Regions from separate parts of the Homo sapiens genome. Here region 2 is linked to region 1. The links are chromatin loops, found by intact Hi-C in ENCODE. Cell type or tissue: endothelial cell of umbilical vein. All regions are shown on one strand. Links, peaks and the distances in the headings refer to the core of each region. The heading gives the core; the rest is flanking DNA. Region 1 holds the start of VEGFC (vascular endothelial growth factor C). Region 2 has its middle 180 kb from the start of NEIL3.

What was found. Hi-C counts contacts between places; a loop is a spot of excess contacts. Peaks named below come from ENCODE experiments on the same cell type or tissue, not always from the same donor. Only the 100,000 strongest peaks of a DNase experiment are listed, where the experiment ranks them.
Region 2: it touches region 1 in a loop (3-fold over the local background); 3 of 110 quality-filtered maps call a loop at or near these places.

Annotation. Positions count from the first base shown.
Region 1 is chr4:176,784,689-176,793,425 of GRCh38, forward strand. VEGFC (vascular endothelial growth factor C) reads right to left here and starts at 8,234. Exons shown (of 7, transcript NM_005429.5): 1 at 7,477-8,234. The coding sequence starts at 7,623. In endothelial cell of umbilical vein, for the core only: a CTCF peak has its summit at 5,368; DNase peaks (open chromatin) are centred at 5,533, 7,243 and 8,283; H3K4me3 peaks cover 2,161 bases; H3K27ac peaks cover 2,747 bases.
Region 2 is chr4:177,124,058-177,132,794 of GRCh38, forward strand. No RefSeq gene overlaps it. Among named protein-coding and RNA genes, the nearest start is that of NEIL3, 180 kb to the right of the region's middle. In endothelial cell of umbilical vein, for the core only: no CTCF peak of the experiment used is centred there; a DNase peak (open chromatin) is centred at 4,324; H3K27ac peaks cover 1,561 bases.

The sequences.
Region 1 (8,737 bases), core at 600-8,599:
CTTGCAGTGAGCTGAGATAGCACCACTGCATTCCATCCAGCCTGGGCTACAGAGCCAGAGTCTGTCTCAAAAAAAAAAAAAAAAAAAAAAAGATAAAGTAACTAAATACACAAAACAGACACAAAGAAAAAGAAAAAATTAAAAATTAAAAATTAGCATCTACTCATTGTGCTACAAAGAAGCAGAGAGAAACTAAGTAACTTGTCCAAGGTCACACAGGTACTAAGAGGCATCCTCAGGACATGAATACAGAAAGGCATGTCCATACCCTGTGCTCTTATCCACTGCACTGCATCTCTAAACAAGTTACGTCACTGACACAAGCAACAGTTATGTGACTGAAACAAGCAGAAATATTGGCAGTGAGTTCTTCCAGGCGCTATCACAGGCAGTGTAAACAGAGTGCATAGGTTCTGCAGTTAGCAAAATAGCTAGCTTTGATCCCAGCCTTTATCACTTATGACTGCATACTTTACTATTGCATAAAAGTAAGAGAAAATGGTAATTTAGGGATGAAGTTTTAGGTAAATTAAATTACAAAATAAATGTCTAAATAGAAACCTTTCAACTATAGAAGTCAAACCACATCTTTCTGGTCTACCCCAAAATATACATCTTTCCACCTGTCCAAATGAGGACAGGTTGAAGCCAAACTTCTTTAGAAGTGAGTCTTTTAAACTTGTAAGTATTACCTTTTACACAAAGTTGTGCATTTGAATATTTCCTCTTTCAGTATGTCCTTTCTCTAGTAGGTGGCATCTCTTGAGTTTGAGTAAATTATTCCACCATATTTAAAAAAACCTTTTATAAGAACAGCCAAAGTATTTATATTGTTTATTTGGTAGTTTACCCACCTCCTCACATCCCCACTCCCACCTTTCTGGTCTCATTTTTAGCAGATTTTAAAAAGCAGGAATTTCCAGGACACTTTAGGGTTCTCTCCTTCTCTTTTTTTTCAATTGCCCACTGACCTACAAATAAATGTGTGTGCAAATATAGAGATTCTAATCTTGTACACTTCTGATTGTCTAAATATTCTATTTCAATGAACTGTCTACAAATTCTTAACCATGCAAGAAAGAACACGTAAGTCACACTTGGCAGTCTGAAGAACTATTAAGCGGTGTATGCATGAATATGTGTGTGGGGGGTTCTGTGTATGTGTATCTAAGCATGACCACTGTTTACACTGCTTGCTTCGTTTGGAATGCAAACCATAATGGCAGAGATGTCTATTTCTATACTTTTGTAAATGTATCCAGATAGCACAATGATGGGTGCCTACAGTAAGTCAAAAGTAATCACCACTATCATCGCCAGCAATCAGGAGCATATAGAGGAGTTCGAATACCATATATGGGTGGCCACTGTAATGAGAAAGGCAGAGTCACTGCCAGACACTTTAAGAAACCCTGCAGTTGAAAATGGCTTCTGAGAAGCTTCTGAGAAGCTTCTGGTCAGCTTTCTTAGACACTTCTGTGCAACAATGCCAGGTTAAGCTCCTTAAAAACCTCACTTTCAGCATACCACTAAAGAATCTTCATTGGCTCCTGCTGCTTTCAACTCAAACTCAGACTTTCTCTTTGGTTTTCACACTTCCCACCATGCTCCCTTCAGTTTCCCTTAAAGCTCTTGACTTTTGCACCAAAGGGTTTGCTTCTAGTTCCCCAAATATCCCTGACCTTTACTTCCTCTGTACTTTGCTGTCATTCTTCAATATTCAAAACATCCCTCTCTCCCCCATTTCTGTAATTAGCATCTACTCATTTTTAACATTGGGTCTCATATCATTCCACCTTTCCCAGGCCTGCCCATGCAACTCCCAGAAGGCTAGCCAACAACTGGTGGTAACTCACAAGACTCTCTTACAAAACCACTTACATGGTCTGGATTTATAGTTTAATTCACTTGTAGTATTTTTAATGAGTAAATTTATTTTCTCCAAAATGATTATAAGCTTGTTATAGACAAGATCACTCACTCTACATTTTTTGCATCACACACTGAACTGTAATTTCCTGCTTAGAACTGAAGCTGCCACTAGTAAGAACTGATTAACATGAGTTGAAGTAGATTAAAGAGCAAATAAACCTGGTACTAATGGGTAAAAAGGAATTAGGAGCATCCACATGGCTTCTTTCTTGAATTCCTGGATTACCTTTCCCTGCCTCTTCCAGGCAGCCCCAAGGCAATAAAGCAATGGAGGAAGGCCTGTGGAACAGGGCTACAATCCATCTGCTTATCCAAAATGCCTGGAGACTGCAAGAGTCTCTGAACCTGGAATTTTTCTGGAAACCAAGTGCATAGACATATTAATACTCACACCCCAAAAACAAGCAGGACTGATGGCAGCATCATGTAAATAAATACATTACTATTTTCCCAGTGAAGATTAGAAATATTTAAATTAGATAATAATGACTATAAATAGCCTTATGTCAGTTCAGATCAGGATTATAGCACCAAATAATTTAAGAAAATTAGCTTTTGGGGCCGGGCGCAGTGGCTCATGCCTGTAATCCCAGCACTTTAGGAGATCAAGTGGATCACCTGAAGTCAGGAGTTTGAAACCAGCTTCGCCTACAAGACAAAACCCTCTCTCTATGAAAAATACAAAAATTAGCCTGCTCTAGTGGCACATGCCTGTAATTCCAGCTACTTGGGAGGCTGAGGCACGAGAATCGCTTGAACCCACGAGGCAGAGGTTGCAGTGAGCCAACATCATGCCACTGCACTCCAGCCTGGGCAATAGAGCATGACCCTGTCTCAAAAAAAAAAAAAAAAAGGAAAGAAAGAAAAAGAAAATGAGTTTTTGGATTTCAAAATTGGAAAAAAAACTATCGTGGATAACTCCTAACACCTGAAAGCCACTAGGGCGCGAGCAGTATAAGGAAACAGTACTAATCCACTGACAAAGCATTTAATGTACAATTTGATTAATTCCATGATGGATGCCCAATAAAGCAAATTAAATAAAAACAGTCTCTGCTTTCTCATGGTTAAACATAAACTCTGAAAAAAAAAATTAATCAACCGAGGAAAGAAGCCACCCCAAAAATTTACACTAGTAAGTTTCAGAAAAACAATTACACAAACCTAAAATATTTATAGTAAATTTTATAATTACACTATAACTCAAACTCATCAGCATCTCTCCTTGTTTAAAGTTCTCTGCTATATCTGTTTTTTCTAATGAGAAAAATCAATGATAACTTAATCCACAATTTATACAAATCTGTACATACAAATATGTGTTTGTAACAAAAGGTAGACCCATATAGTATTTATAAAATGCACATCTACAAGGAATAATGTAACTGGTGAAAGGTGAAACAATATATGCTCAGAAGTCAGAGGAAGTATAACGCTTCTGCCAACTTAAATTTGTTCTTTCCAAATCCACTTATTTGTGAAAGGTCATTTGGCAGAGGTAAAATCACAATCTTTCACTGAAGTTACTTGAGCACAACTTTGAAAAACCGTTTGTCAGAAAATCTTGTTAAGCCTCCAGTTAAGCAGTCGTTCTTATAATATTACCATGGATTAGGTCATTTATAATTTATCTTTAGTCAAACGAACACCATGTGGTAAAGCCTGGAAGAAAGTCTGGGTTTATTTCCGTTTGTCCCGTTGTGGGGAATTAGGACCTAAATAAATGCAACAAGGTGCCCCTAACTGCAAAGTCACACGCAGTGCTTTTCTCTGCCTTCCTGCACGCTGCTATAGTGTGCCAAAGGAGACCAGCAGAGGGGCTGAAAGGAGTCTGAATCACAGGCCCAAAGGCCCAAACCCATTACCACATTTCTCTAAAACATACATGCTTCTCGATTTACGATGGGGCTACATCCTGACAAATTCCTCCTGAGTTGAAAATATATTTAATATACAGTAGAGTACCTGTTGTTTACTCTCACGATCACATGGCTGACTGGTCACAGCTCACTTCCATTGTCCAGCATCCAGAGAAAGTATTTTACTGCATATTATTAGCCCAGGAAAAGATCAAAATTCAAACCTTGAAGTATGGTTTCTACTGAATGTCTATCGACTTTGCACCATTGTAAAGTCCAAAAGTCCTAAATAGAACCATTCTAAGTCGGGGACTGTTGGTATATGCCATAAAACTTTTTTTAAAAGAAAAAAAGGAAAAAAACATCTATTCTTTTTCCTGGTTAAGTCATTCAGATCTTGGGTTCATCATCCTTAATGAAATAAAATAATGTCCATATTATGGAGGTGTAGTGAAAAACAAAACTAACTTGCAAAGCTCTTTGCGAAGTGCTTAACACACGTTATGAACATCACAGATAATGATTATAAACTCCTACTCTCAATAACAACCCCAGGACTGCCAAAGGCAAGCAGGCAAGCACAGTCCCAGGGATTCGGGAAACCTTCATTAGTCTCACGCCAGTTCCTCTGTTGGTGAAAACCCCAGCAAGAGCTGAGAAACAGCATTCTGGGTTGGACACATGGAGATAACTAGGAGGCCAGGACCTTCCTCTCAAGAGGAACCGGAACCAGAACTGGAAGTCCAAAATGAAATCTAAATCCACTACCCTCCGTCTTTCTCAACTCAACTGAAAAGGACAGGATTAGAGATCTACGGGTCTTAGACATATGCCACTAAGATCAGTAATTAACTGCTTTCTATGAAGCAATTTTGATAACTGTCTTGTGAATAAATAGCTATCAATCAGATATTCATAGTTCAGAAGACTATAATGGAGTGGAAATCAAAATGAAAGATGAATTGAACTTTCTATATCTAAAACCTCATATAAGTAGCATCACTCAGAGGAATGTCAGAAATCTCTTATAAGAGTAGATGTTGACAAACATAATCATATACTATAAGAAAAATTGTAAATAGAACAGCTTCAGACTTGCTATTCTCTTTTGTTCCCATCATGTCCAGTTAATTTTACTTTTGCCTGCCTTACTTTTTTGACACTGTCTTGTTTGTGTTAACATCCTTCAGAGAAACATTTTAAGACTTTTCAGTAAGTCATGCAACCACAAATAACTAGAAATAGGAATCCAGTAAATGCAAATATAAGTCGAGGAATAAGGAGATCTTCATTCTATTTGTGATTTTTACCTACAATCTTTTGCATGGCTTTACGGGTGGGCTGAAGGGCTGGATGGCTAACCTTGGTTCATAGTTTGTGTGCTATTTTTGATTTTTTAAATATTAAAAAAGTTCCTAGGTGAAAGTTATGAAAACATTGCATCTATTGGGATTATAGATATTTAGCATCTTCTGTTTACCTTCTGAAATATTTTCTTGGGGTTCATGTAGTTATAGAAAATTAACAATTGATTTCTCCCCAGTTCTTCTCTAGTGCTTAAATCTAAATGTGGTGCTTGTACAGGCCACTAGGGAGAGACATAGAGTCTTCATATCAGTTTCTTGGCAGTTGTGTGACATGTTTCATAGCAAGGACACAGCAGTTTCACTGAATGCATTAATGACACATGCCCTGTCAAGGCTCTATTCACCCACTGGGGAACGACACTTTAATGGAGCAATGAAATACTGCTTTGTGGTCTATGGAACTCAGAGATGATGTTTCATATGGGAAATGATGTTTCATCACATAGGAAAGGAACCCACATCACATGCAGAATACTAACCCATATTCACCATACAGAATATAAAAATGGTTAAATATGAAAAGCGACATTTGCAAACAAAAATGCATAGTGATTTTCACAGCAATGGTAAAATTTGCCATATCACCAATGGCAAATTTTACATCACCAACGAAGACACTTTTGAAAGTTAAAAATAAGTTAACTTTTTTAATCCTCCAATCCCATACCTATACATAACACACGTAAACACACACACACACACACTCAAGGTACATTAATTCTAGACTCACCCAGCAGTGAGTGACTCTCATACAGGCTATTGGCTTATCAGGGAATGTTTCTCATTTTACTCTCTACTGCACATTTTCTTACTGTAAACCAAAGTAAGTGACCGTAACCAATACAGAGATGTTGCCTTACTAAATCATACTTTTACTAGTTTTGACTTTGCAGAAATAGCAAATAGGTACTGCAAAATCAAGGACTCAAATTATCAGAAGCGTTATTGAGCCGATTATTACATTTCTGCGGTATTTAAGAACAGAAAGATATTTTCATCACTATAGTTACGGCAATGTAAGTATAGGCACTGAAAATTATTTTTGTGATTCACAGAATGCAGTCTGTTCTATTTCATGTATATTGTTTTTACTCAAGAGGCATTCCTTTAACCCCTATATTAAATTATTACACATTCCAACATTTTAATGTTTTCCCAAAATTTAAATGCAAAGGTAGTTTGATTTCCAAAAATTAGTCTTCTCAATCTTTAAGTGTATTTCAAAATATAAATATAAATAAAATATTTCAAAATATAAGGCTATTTTCTACACATTGTGTATGTGTTAATCAACAGTCAAATTAAAGTTGACTGTAACACACCACAGGTACCTCTCCACTTGCCACCAGTTGAAATAAACTACCGCAGTATAGTTCCAGCAAGGGGTACTGCAAGTGTTTGAACTGAAATGTCGAATATAACTTCTTTAGGAACTCTCTTAAGCATACTCTATATGGTTATGGCAGGTATGAACTTTTTAGATAAAGATATACTCTTTTGGAAGAGCCAGTAAGAAGTAGGAACACACACAAATCCTTTTTCAAAATCAGGATGCCTCAAAAGTATTTTGGCAACATTTTCAGGCAAAGGATTAAACACCTCTTATTTAAAAGAAAACAAAACAAACAAAAAACCCAAACAAGAAAAAAAAAAACTTAGTTTGCAGTATCTCATGACCAGATTTTAGGAATGAAGAGCTTATAAAGTTGAAACAAGCCTTGCATTGCTTGATTGTGATCTAACTGACTCTAATCTCCCGTTACATCTCAAGTCTGACCAACTTCAAGTGAACTCTGAAAGCTCTGGAGCCTGGTTACTAAAGTCCCTGACACTTTTTTTCTAAAGTCGCTCACAGCGCCTGGTGCTCTGCAGACTATGAACACTCCAGGAAAGTAAGGCTGGGTTGACTGATCACCAGTGTCCCAGAATCTGTTTGGAGTCCCATGAATCAGCTGGGGAAAGAAACGAGCATTTCCCGACCAAAATGAACTCATACTCTCCAGAGCCCCGCTGACTGGGCAGGGTTCAAGACCCCTTGGTTGCCCCAGAGGAAACCAGTCTGAAATAGATTTCGGGATCTCTCACTGGGCACCTCTCCGGGCCCTTCACTCGTGTAACTTGCTTGCCTCTCTAGTAACAACTTTCTATTTAAAAAGAAGAAGATTTTTCTCCAAAGCAGCGTGCACTGAGCTCAGTAACTTTGGATCCCACGTACACAAGCTTAAAGCACACACACTTTCCCCCGCGCAGGTTCTCGGGTCCGCCGCAGACCCTAACGCAAACTCTCGGGTTCTCCGCAAACCCTAACGCAGACCTACCGTGGCCTCGCCCGCGTCGGGCTCCGCGTCCGAGAGGTCGAGTCCGGACTCGAAGGCGGCGGCGGCGGCGGGCGCCTCGCGAGGACCCGGGAGCAGCGCAGCGGCGAGCAGAGAACACGCCACAGAGAAGAAGCCCAGCAAGTGCATGGTGGAAGGACCGGGGGTGGGGGACCGGTCCGCTGGCGGGGGCAGGGGTGGGGGCGCGGGCGCCCCTGCGAGGCCGCGGGCCCCTCCTGGTCCCTCTCCCCCGGGCTCCTCCCGGCGACCCCCCCTGGGCGAGCCGGAGGCGGCGGGAGCGGGTCCGGGGCTCCGCGTTCCCAACTTTGCAGGGCGCCCTCCCAGCCAGTGCCGGGGAAAGGCGGCGGGTGTCAGGTAAAAGCCTCACAGGAAACCGGACATCCGAGCTCCCCGCATTCGGAGCCCGCGAGGTGAAGCGAGGGCGAGGGAGGACGCCGCCGCGGTCCGCGTCGGTGTAGCTTTTTGGAGAGGCGGGGCGGGGGACACCAGAACACCCCGCGATGTTCAGCCCCTCCAAACCCGCCAGAGCCCTCGTCCCCCTCCTCCCTCCCCTTCCCCGAAGTGAGAGGAGCCGGGCCGCGGGCGCTGCGGCGGGGGCGCTGGCGGCGGTGCCGGGGGCGGGAGGAGGGCGGCGGGGCGGCTGGCGGCGGCGGGGCCCGGGAGCGCCGCGGCGCAGGATCCTCCAGAGCGCGCCGGGCTGAGCGGCGGCGGCGGCGGCGGCGGGCGCAGGGGCAGGGCATGACTGACGCGCCCTCTGCCTGCGCTTATGTGAGAGAAAGCGGCCGAGGGAGGGAGCGTGCCGAGCCCGGGCTGCCCTCCCCTCTCACTCTCCCTCGGAAGCCGTCTCCCTGGAGCTCCCCGTTTCCCTCGCCTCCTCCCCGGCGGCCCCACCTCCCCCGGCCCCCCTCTGGATCTCTCCCTCCCCGCCCCTGTCCCCTGCGGGGAGCGGGCGGCCGGAGGGGCAAGTTCAGTCCCGGGGCTGGCGGTTGGCGGGACCGGCTTTAGAGGTGATGCGACCACCCTGGACCACGTGCAGCGGGGAGAAACTGGGCACCGTGGGGTGGAGGGAGCCCCCGCTTTATCCTCGGCCACTCCCGAGTTCTTGTCCTCCCTCCCGCACGCCTGGCCCCCAGAGCCCTGCTCAAAGTTTGGAAATGTCCTGGGGGTTGTAAAAGTTCCAAGAAAAGGTCATCACTATGTCAGAGAACCCTATGGGACCTCGGAGGGGTCCCCTCTCTCCCTT
Region 2 (8,737 bases), core at 446-8,445, 340 kb after region 1:
AGATTTGTATATATAAACTTATTTGCTGTGCACTTAGGAAAGATGAATGAACTGAGAGATAGATCCCTTTGGATCTTGTCTTTTTTCTTCCTCTCCTTTCTCTCCCTTTTGTCTACCCCTCTCCCTCTCTCCACTTCCCTCTCTCTCACTCCCTCTTCCTCCACCTTCTTTCTTTCTCCTGCTCCCTCCCTCCCTCTCTTTCCTCTCCATTTTGAAATAAGAAGGATTCATGGCAACCTGCACAGGATAGAATGAAACAGATCTGAGTCAAGAGGAGAATCTCTGAGGATAATTTCTTCAAACAGGTAAGGAAGAATAAGAATAAACTTCTCTTAAGTTCACCGTTATCAGCAAATTGCACACATAGATTCTTCAACATTTCCAGGCAGAGGAGGCCTACCATGGGGGGAAGAGCAGGAGAGCAGATGCCTACCCGCCCCCAGTACAAGCAGAGCAGGAGCCTGTTAAAGTCCAGGTTAGGACAGGGAAACTCAGATCAACTTTCCACATTCTTGGATCCCAAGCTCTGGACACTAACTCTCAACAAGAACATTCAGAAGTCATAAACACTAGTCATTTTCCCTGTAAATGTCCTGCATCTATCAAAATAGAAAGTGAATAATACGATAAAATATTTGTTATTCGCAACACATGCTGCACAGTTTAAAAATATTATTCAATTTTATTCAAATTATCCCCATGGTACATAGTTTTTTCAAGGAGTTTTAAAGAAATCCATTTGCATTCCAGTTTCTTAACCTCTTTCAAAAGTTCAAACCTCTTTCAAAATGTGAACTCCCCATCATTGACTCTGTGACCTCCCTCTTCTCGTATTATCTTCATTTTTCTCACTGCTCTCCAGTCACATTGTCCCGCATGTTGCTTCTCCAACATGCTAGACATGATCACACCTTAGCGTCTATCTATAGGCTGCTTTCTCTGCTTGAAACTCCCTTCCCCAGGAAGCATCTCCATCTGTTCAAATGTCACATACTCAATAAAGTTTAAGACTCTTTTTAAAAATATAATTTATAAAAATATAATTATCCTCCCTGACAGCACAGTTTTGAACCCCCACCTTGCTCTTCTCTATTTTTTCCTATTTCTATTTCATTTACCATTTTATTCTATATGTTACAATTATCACATTTATTAGATCTGGGTTTTTTTTATAACTTTCTGTCTTATTCAGTTTAATGTAAGCTCTGTGAGAAAAGGGTCTTTATATCTTTTACTCACTAATTATCTCCACTTTCCAGAATAATTCATGGTGCAGAGTAGGCATTATTTAATAAAGATTTGCTGAAACTATGAGTGAATGAATGAGTGACTCGCTCACTTATAGTAAATCTTACTCAAAATACTGGCATACATGTTGAGAAAGAAAATGACTCTCAATCAGAAGCTTATCTATTAAAATTTAAGTTGTTCAAATTCACTATTTTTAATAAAACTAAAGGAAGGACATTAGAAAAAAACTTTAGAAGCCATTCCAAAGAGTGTAGGAATATAAAGACTTTCCAAATTGTTTTAGATTGTGCATGAGCAAAAAATTTTAAGACAAGAAAGAGCCTAGAAAGAGATTCTGGAAGATACTGGCAGATTGCTCAACAAATCCATTACGTCTCTTTTTTTGAGGATGTAGCATGACAATATTTTATCCATCTTCTTTTATAGTTAGGTGTGGCCATGTGACTAAGTCCCAGCCAATAGAATGTGGGAGACACTGATAGGCATAACTTCCAGACCTAGTCCTTTAAAAATCCCTCACTTGTGCTTTTCCATGCTCTGTCTCATTTCCTGGCTTGATAGCAATGTGCATGATAACTCAGGAAGCCACATGTTGAATACTGTGGCACCACAAGATGAAACAAGCCTGGATCCTGGAACCACTGCTTGGAGGGGGTTGCCTGCCATCGTGAATACACATTGGACTTTATATAAATACGAAGTCTACTTCTCTTGTTTTAAATTACTGAGAATTTGTGGTTCATGTATTATGGTAGCTAGTATTACCTTAAGTAATAGAAGAATGTTCCCACTGTGTTAAATAGAAAAAATATTTTCTTCCACAGACTAAAATTGAAGCATGGTTAAACATGCAGAATCTAGGTGGAAGTCTGGGATCTCAGAAGATACAAAAGAAGCTTTCCCTTGCACTGCAAGATCACATATGGCAAAGGCTTCAATAAATATCTCTAATGGGCCTACTCTCTTCCTTATAACTCATCTGACATTTTTGTGATACAAGGGAGAACAGTTGAATTGTTTGAAAAACTTGCCTCAGAAAGGGTGAGACAGAAAGCTCACTGGTGAATTGAAAAGGTTTTCATTGTACCGTTATGGGACTGTTTTTAAAAGACTCTATGTTCCTTGTAAAATTCATTCTTGAATCAGATTTGATTTTTAGCAAACAATTTCTTACCTAATCTCAACCTCCAGACTTTAATATTCTAACAATTACATAAGTCCATTGCATTAAAAAGTTCTCAATAGTTATTTTTTTAGTTTTGATAAGTTTTAACAAGACAAAAAGCTGACAAGTCTTAAATTTGGTAAAAGGAGATTTTGAAAAGGAGACTCCAAAAATAATGCATTTAAAATCTAATTTATATGGTGCCTCAGAAGAGTTTCAAACAAATGAATAGTCTTCTAAGAAGTTATAAATTCATGTCCGGGATAGAAATATCTGTGAATCACTAAATTATTTCTCTCATATTTGCTGGTGTAAAACTAGGGAATAGCCAAGCAGCTTACATTATCAACTGCTTATGAGGATGCTAAAATGATATACTTAACTGATATTTCCATCTAGAGGCACTGTATAATTTTGTCACCAAAAATAACTATAGACTCAAGAATATAAGGAGGAATATTTTATATAGTGGCATACAAAGTTATGACATTTATCTGTCATTTTCCCATATTATTTATCCTCAAAAGAGTTTGTTTCTTTACATCATGTGGAAGGATAATTGGTCCCATAAAGAAGTAATTATTTATATCAACGAGGTAATAATAAAAGAGAATGGCTCATAATCTACTGGACGTTGCATGGCCTGTGATGTCTCTTTCCTTCTAGTCACTTTCGAAAGCTCAAATACCAACACCTTTGTAACTTCCTCCTTTTCCCCCATATACATAGTCAATTCTTCTTTTGTACTCCCTCAAATGTTAATTTGTACATTGATTTTCACATTTACATTACTGTATTATAATTACCTACTTACGTTTATGACCTGTCTGATCAATTTTAAATTAGCATTTTCTTCTCCCTTGTGTCTCGGTACATTGTATGCTGACATAGAGCAGATTCTCAATGGATGTTTGTTAAAGGATGCATTTTATTTCCTCAGTAAAACCATTTTATGTCATTAGACAAATTCAAGTATACAGTTAGATTCCAGAAACTATAGTCTACCATATAATTAAAGGTATTTCTGCTATTTTATGTCATTGAACAAATTCAAGTGTACAATTAGATTTCAAAAATTATACTCTCCCATGTAATTAAAGGTATTTCTGAAAAAAAAATGCTTATTCATGAAGGACAGTGTTTTTATAAAATTTGATATCTAATGACTGATGTTTAATAGCTGTGGAATAAAAGAATGCTAAAAGTCATACTGAATGCCTGAAAAAATGAGTCAGTAGTTGGGACTAGAACCAACCAAAAGATCCACAGAGTAGAGGTGATAAGAAGGTGTCTTGAGATTTTAGAATCAATAGCAAAAGCTATTAGTATCCATAGCCATGGAATTAAGCAAAAACAACAGACAGGAGAAGAAAAATTTATTCAGTGATGAAAAGAACATTGAAACCAAAGGGAAGGAACAAGTGACTCATCACAAAAGTGTACCACTATTAAAGGTAAGAGAATAGACCTGCTGTGGAGAGAATTAGAAACTGGTTGCTAATGTGCCTACATATTGAGAAAAACATTCTAGTTCCTATTTTCCTAAATTTCAATCACATCCTTAGAATAAAATTCTATTATCTAAGCTGACCTAAGTTTACTTCTGTTCCTCAAAACCTGAAAGACCCTAACAAAATATACTGGTATAACGAATGACTTAATTCAATTGTGTCTTTTCTACCTACATCCACAAACAAGTACCAAACATCAATTTTTTTTTCAGGAAAACAATCCTCTTATTTTTCATTACATTCTACTGCAGTTAGGACACCACACAAGTTTTACTTCCCCTTTCCTCTGACAATCCACATCTTGTTGCCACGGTCTGATCATTCTACTTCTGTTACACATCTCAAAATAGTGTCATGATCTTCATTCCTACTAGTTTACATATTTTTCATACTCACTTAAGTCTTCCTAATTGATCTCACTACATTTCTTTATTTCTATGTGTTTTTGTGATGGTAAATATCAACCTTTCATTGCCACGTTTAAGTCTCCTTCAAGCATTTCCTGTAGAACCAGTCTAGTGGTGACTAATTTCCTTAGCATTCACTTGTCTGGGAAAGACTTTATCTTTCCTTCATGTATGAAACTTATTCTGGTGGAATATACAATTCTTGACTTAAAGTTTTGTTTTTTCTTTTTTATAGTTCACCACTTTGAAAAATGACACCCAATTTTCTTCTGGCCTGTGAGGTTTCTGCTGAAAAGTCAGCTGTTCATCTGATGGGGTTGTAAAAAGCAGTATAGGTGACTAGATGTTTTCCTCTTGCTAATTTTAAAATTCTTTATTTAACTTTGACGTTAGACATTCTGAATATAATATGCCATGATGTAGTCCTTTTTGCAGTGTATTTTCGTGGGGATCATTGGATCTTCTGGATCTGGATGGCTAACTCTGTTGATAGACTTGGGAAGTTGTCATCAATTATTTTCTTAAACAGATTTTCTATACTTTTTGATACCTCCTCACCCTTGGGAGTACTGATCATTCATAAATTTGCTCATTTTATGTAGTCCCAGACATCTCAAAGGCTTTATTCATTCTTTTTAATTATTTTTGTCTTATTTTAAAATTATTTTAAAAGACCTGTCTTCATGTTTTGAGATTCTTTCTTTTACTTCATCTAACCTATTATTGAAGCTTTCAGATATATTTTATATTTCCTTCAATGAATTATTTTAGTTTCAGAATCTCTGCTTTTTTTAAAAAAGTATCTTTCTTCTTGGTAAATTTCTCATTCACATTCTGAATTGAGATTCTGATTTCTTTAGTTTGTTTTCAGATTTTTCTTGAATCTCACTAAGCTTTAAAATCAGTATTTTGAATCTTTTATTTGGCATTTCAAGGAATTCTTTTTGATTGGGGTCTATTGCTAGACAATCTTTGTGGTCCTTTAGTGGTGTCATATTTCCCTGCTTCTTCATGTTTCCTGTGTCCTTCCATTGATATCTGCACATCTGGTGTAACATTCGCTTGTTCCAATTTTTTGAAATTGCTTTTGTAGGAGATAATTTTTTTTTCCTGAAGATGTATGTATGCTGTGGGTTAAGATACTTTTGCTTTGATTTTGGGTGTCTGTGGTAGTGTTATCTTTGTATGACTTCTTCAGCAGTACAAAGGTTCAGTGGTATCTGTGATTTCCTTGGTAGCTTAGGGTACAGTTACTAGTTGAGGTTTTGGTGAAGTTTTGCTGGGGACTTGGACACCAGCTAAGCCAGTCTTTGGGCCCTGGTGGTGACGGCAGTAGGGTGAGTTTGCCTGTTTTTAGGCCCCAGAGCAACTTACACTGGCTCTGATGTTAGTCGGTTAAAGAGGGCTGATTCTTGGGACTCTGGGTGGCTTTCTTAGAAGCTAGTAGTGGGAGCGGTAGGCCAGATGGGTGTGTGGGTTCTCAGATGCCTGGGCAACTGGTTCATTGTGGGTGATGGCAGGAGCAGCAGTAGAGCAGCCCACTGGGATACAAGTGGCCCATGTTGGTGTTGCTGGAAGCTGAGGTGTGTTAAGTGGGCTAGTCTGTAGTCCCACAGTCATGAGTAGCAAGAGTGGTGGGTATTGTCCTAAGTGTGCTTCGGAGAGTTTGCTCTTCCCTTTCCCTCCCCAGTTAGGTGGCAGCTGCAGCTCTGTTACCTCAAACTCGGCCTGAGGGTGAGGCACAGCCCAGTGTTAAATTTTCAAAATGGTGCCAGCTGTGGGCTAGAAACCAGAAAGGATGGTGCCCATCTCAGGCAAGCAGCACAGGCAAGAAACTTTGGAGAATATGATCTGCTCACATCTCCATCTCAACAGCAGTCCACAGGAGATTGCAAGGGACCCTCCTTGGGTGCATAGGAGCACCCAATCTCAACCTCCCTTCTCCCTTTTTGAAGCCTCACAAAAGCAGCAGCTGCCATGTCTGGAGATCCCTGGTATCCATCCCTCAAAATGATGCCTAGCGGAGGCTGCTAGAACAAAGGCTCAAATACCTGTGAGATTACATGTACATTCCCTTTGTGGAGCAATGTCTCTGAACAACCTTTAGCTACCTCCATATGTCAGGCCTAAAGACCTCATGGGTTGAGGGTTTCTCCTGTAGCCAAGACTGTGGAACCTTGGGGGTTTCTCCATTACTGTTTCCCTGCCTCCAGGAGCCATTTTCCCGCTCTCAGTCAGTCCCTGGCCAGGCAGGCTGCCTTGAACACTCTTCTTTCTTACTCTTGGGCTTCCTGTCTCTTCTCTAGTGAATCCTAGGATTCTCTTCTAGACAATCTGTTTAAAATGTGAGTATCCATTAATTATTCTGGTTCCTCTCCACAGAGGAGGTACATACTACTTGCATCTAGTCAGCCATCTTGATCCCTCTCCCTGCACTTATTCTTTCTCTGTTCTAATCCTAAAATAGCTTTAAGAAAAAATAATTGATAATAAAAGTGGCTGAATACAACATATACATATGTAAATAAGATAGGTCTGTGGAAAAGGTCTCCAATTCATTACAGAATAAATAAATCTGAATGGAGTAAATCATGATGAGTTTATATATATGTTCAAGTCCATAAACTAAGGTTTCTGAGAGGAAAGTTGTGGATGAAATGGATTCTACTGAGACACTGATATGAGGTCAAAGGAAACCTGACACTGAAAAATACTGAAAGGTAGAACATCATCATTGTTAATATACATACTTCTACCAGATTTGTTATGCTGAATAATAGCAATTTTGTTACCTTTAAATTAAATTTAAAATTCAATTTTAAACAGAGCAATTTAAAATAATTTAATCGAAGGTCGCATGGTGGTGGGCAATTGGGAATTGGGGCCAGCAGATGACAAGTGTCGTCTGAGAAGACCAAAGCTAAATGCTTCTGGGTTTTTGAGGGCCCATAACATCGTTCAGTCTTTCCTGTCAGAGAATAGAAACCGCTGGCTCCATGAGAATCCACTAGGAGAAACGTGGGTGGCAATGGAGAGCAAGGACTCAGGATCACTCTCAGACCATTCTGCTCAGTGATCCAGAAATGTACAATATGCCAGGCCTTAAATATGTTAAATATGTTGTAATGAACAAAACAAATATTCTTATTCCCATAAAATTTAAAATTTTGTGAAGGGAGGGAGAATTAAAAATATGTCAAGAAAAAATAAATTATTCACAAACTTTGATAAGTGCTACAAGAAGAATAAAGAGGGTGCTGAAGGAGGGCATAATGGGGGCAGCCACTCTCATACAGGCAGCTAGGAAGGACCTTTGAATAAGGGTCCTGAATAATGAGCAGAAGTCAGCCATGTGAAATGAAGATAATTGTATTTTGGGTGGAGGAAACAATCTTTTCCTAAGGCTATGGGGGAGAAACCTGATTCCAGTGAGTTGAGAAGTTGAACAAGGTGAGCAATCTGCCCAGACCTTACATAAGAAGGAATATGGAGAAATAAGTGGGCAGATTGGTATGGTTCATTGTGGTCATCATCATCATTGGTTGGAAGGGATAGAAATAATATTTATAGAGTGGAGAGAAGGAAACCACAGAAAGACTTGACCCATGGAGGGTTTATGATTTGATTTTGACAACATCAGACTCAGAGAAACCTCTCAGTCCTCAGGGACTAGATGAGTGCATTAGCCTCTCCCTCTCTAGGCCAGCTTCAGGTTTCCAGCTGTACCAACCTTCTTGGGTTTCCATCATTGGCTGGATCAGGGGCTTGTCCTTTGTCATTCTGTACCCTGTTGTTCTTTGTCCCCTGTACACCTCTTATTTACTTTAACTATAATATTTTCTAATTATTTTTCTCTGGGAAGTTTTCATTAGAATTTGCCTTTCATTTCCCCTATTATATCAAATCTGCATTTTAAAGATTTTTATGCTAATTTATTATTTATCACATGGATTAAGAATGGAAAAGATTTAACTCTTGAGTAAGTGATGGGGAAGAAATAGAAAAGAAAGAAGAAAGTAGAGAGAAAGAAGGTGAGATAAAAGCTACCAGCCCGAATATCACGAAAAATCAGGTAGTGTCTACAGTGGCTGAGCACTGGTCATGTGTAAAAAGCAAGAGTATGATTCTGAGCTGTGATATTTGGTGTAAATATAGTTTCTATTTTATGGAAGAAAAGTTTTTAAACTACTTCTGTAAGGACATTTACCTAGCGTACCTAAAAGCTAAATGGATATCATGTTTGATATTTTAAATTTTTTTTCTTGGTAAATACACTAGAATATGTCCATGCCATTTAAAAAAATAATGAAATCTGAGTTGTAAGAAAGGAAGTAAGTGTTGATGGGGATATAAGTTGGGAAACTGTCAAAAGCCAGCTGATTTAAAAGAATGAGAGACCATAT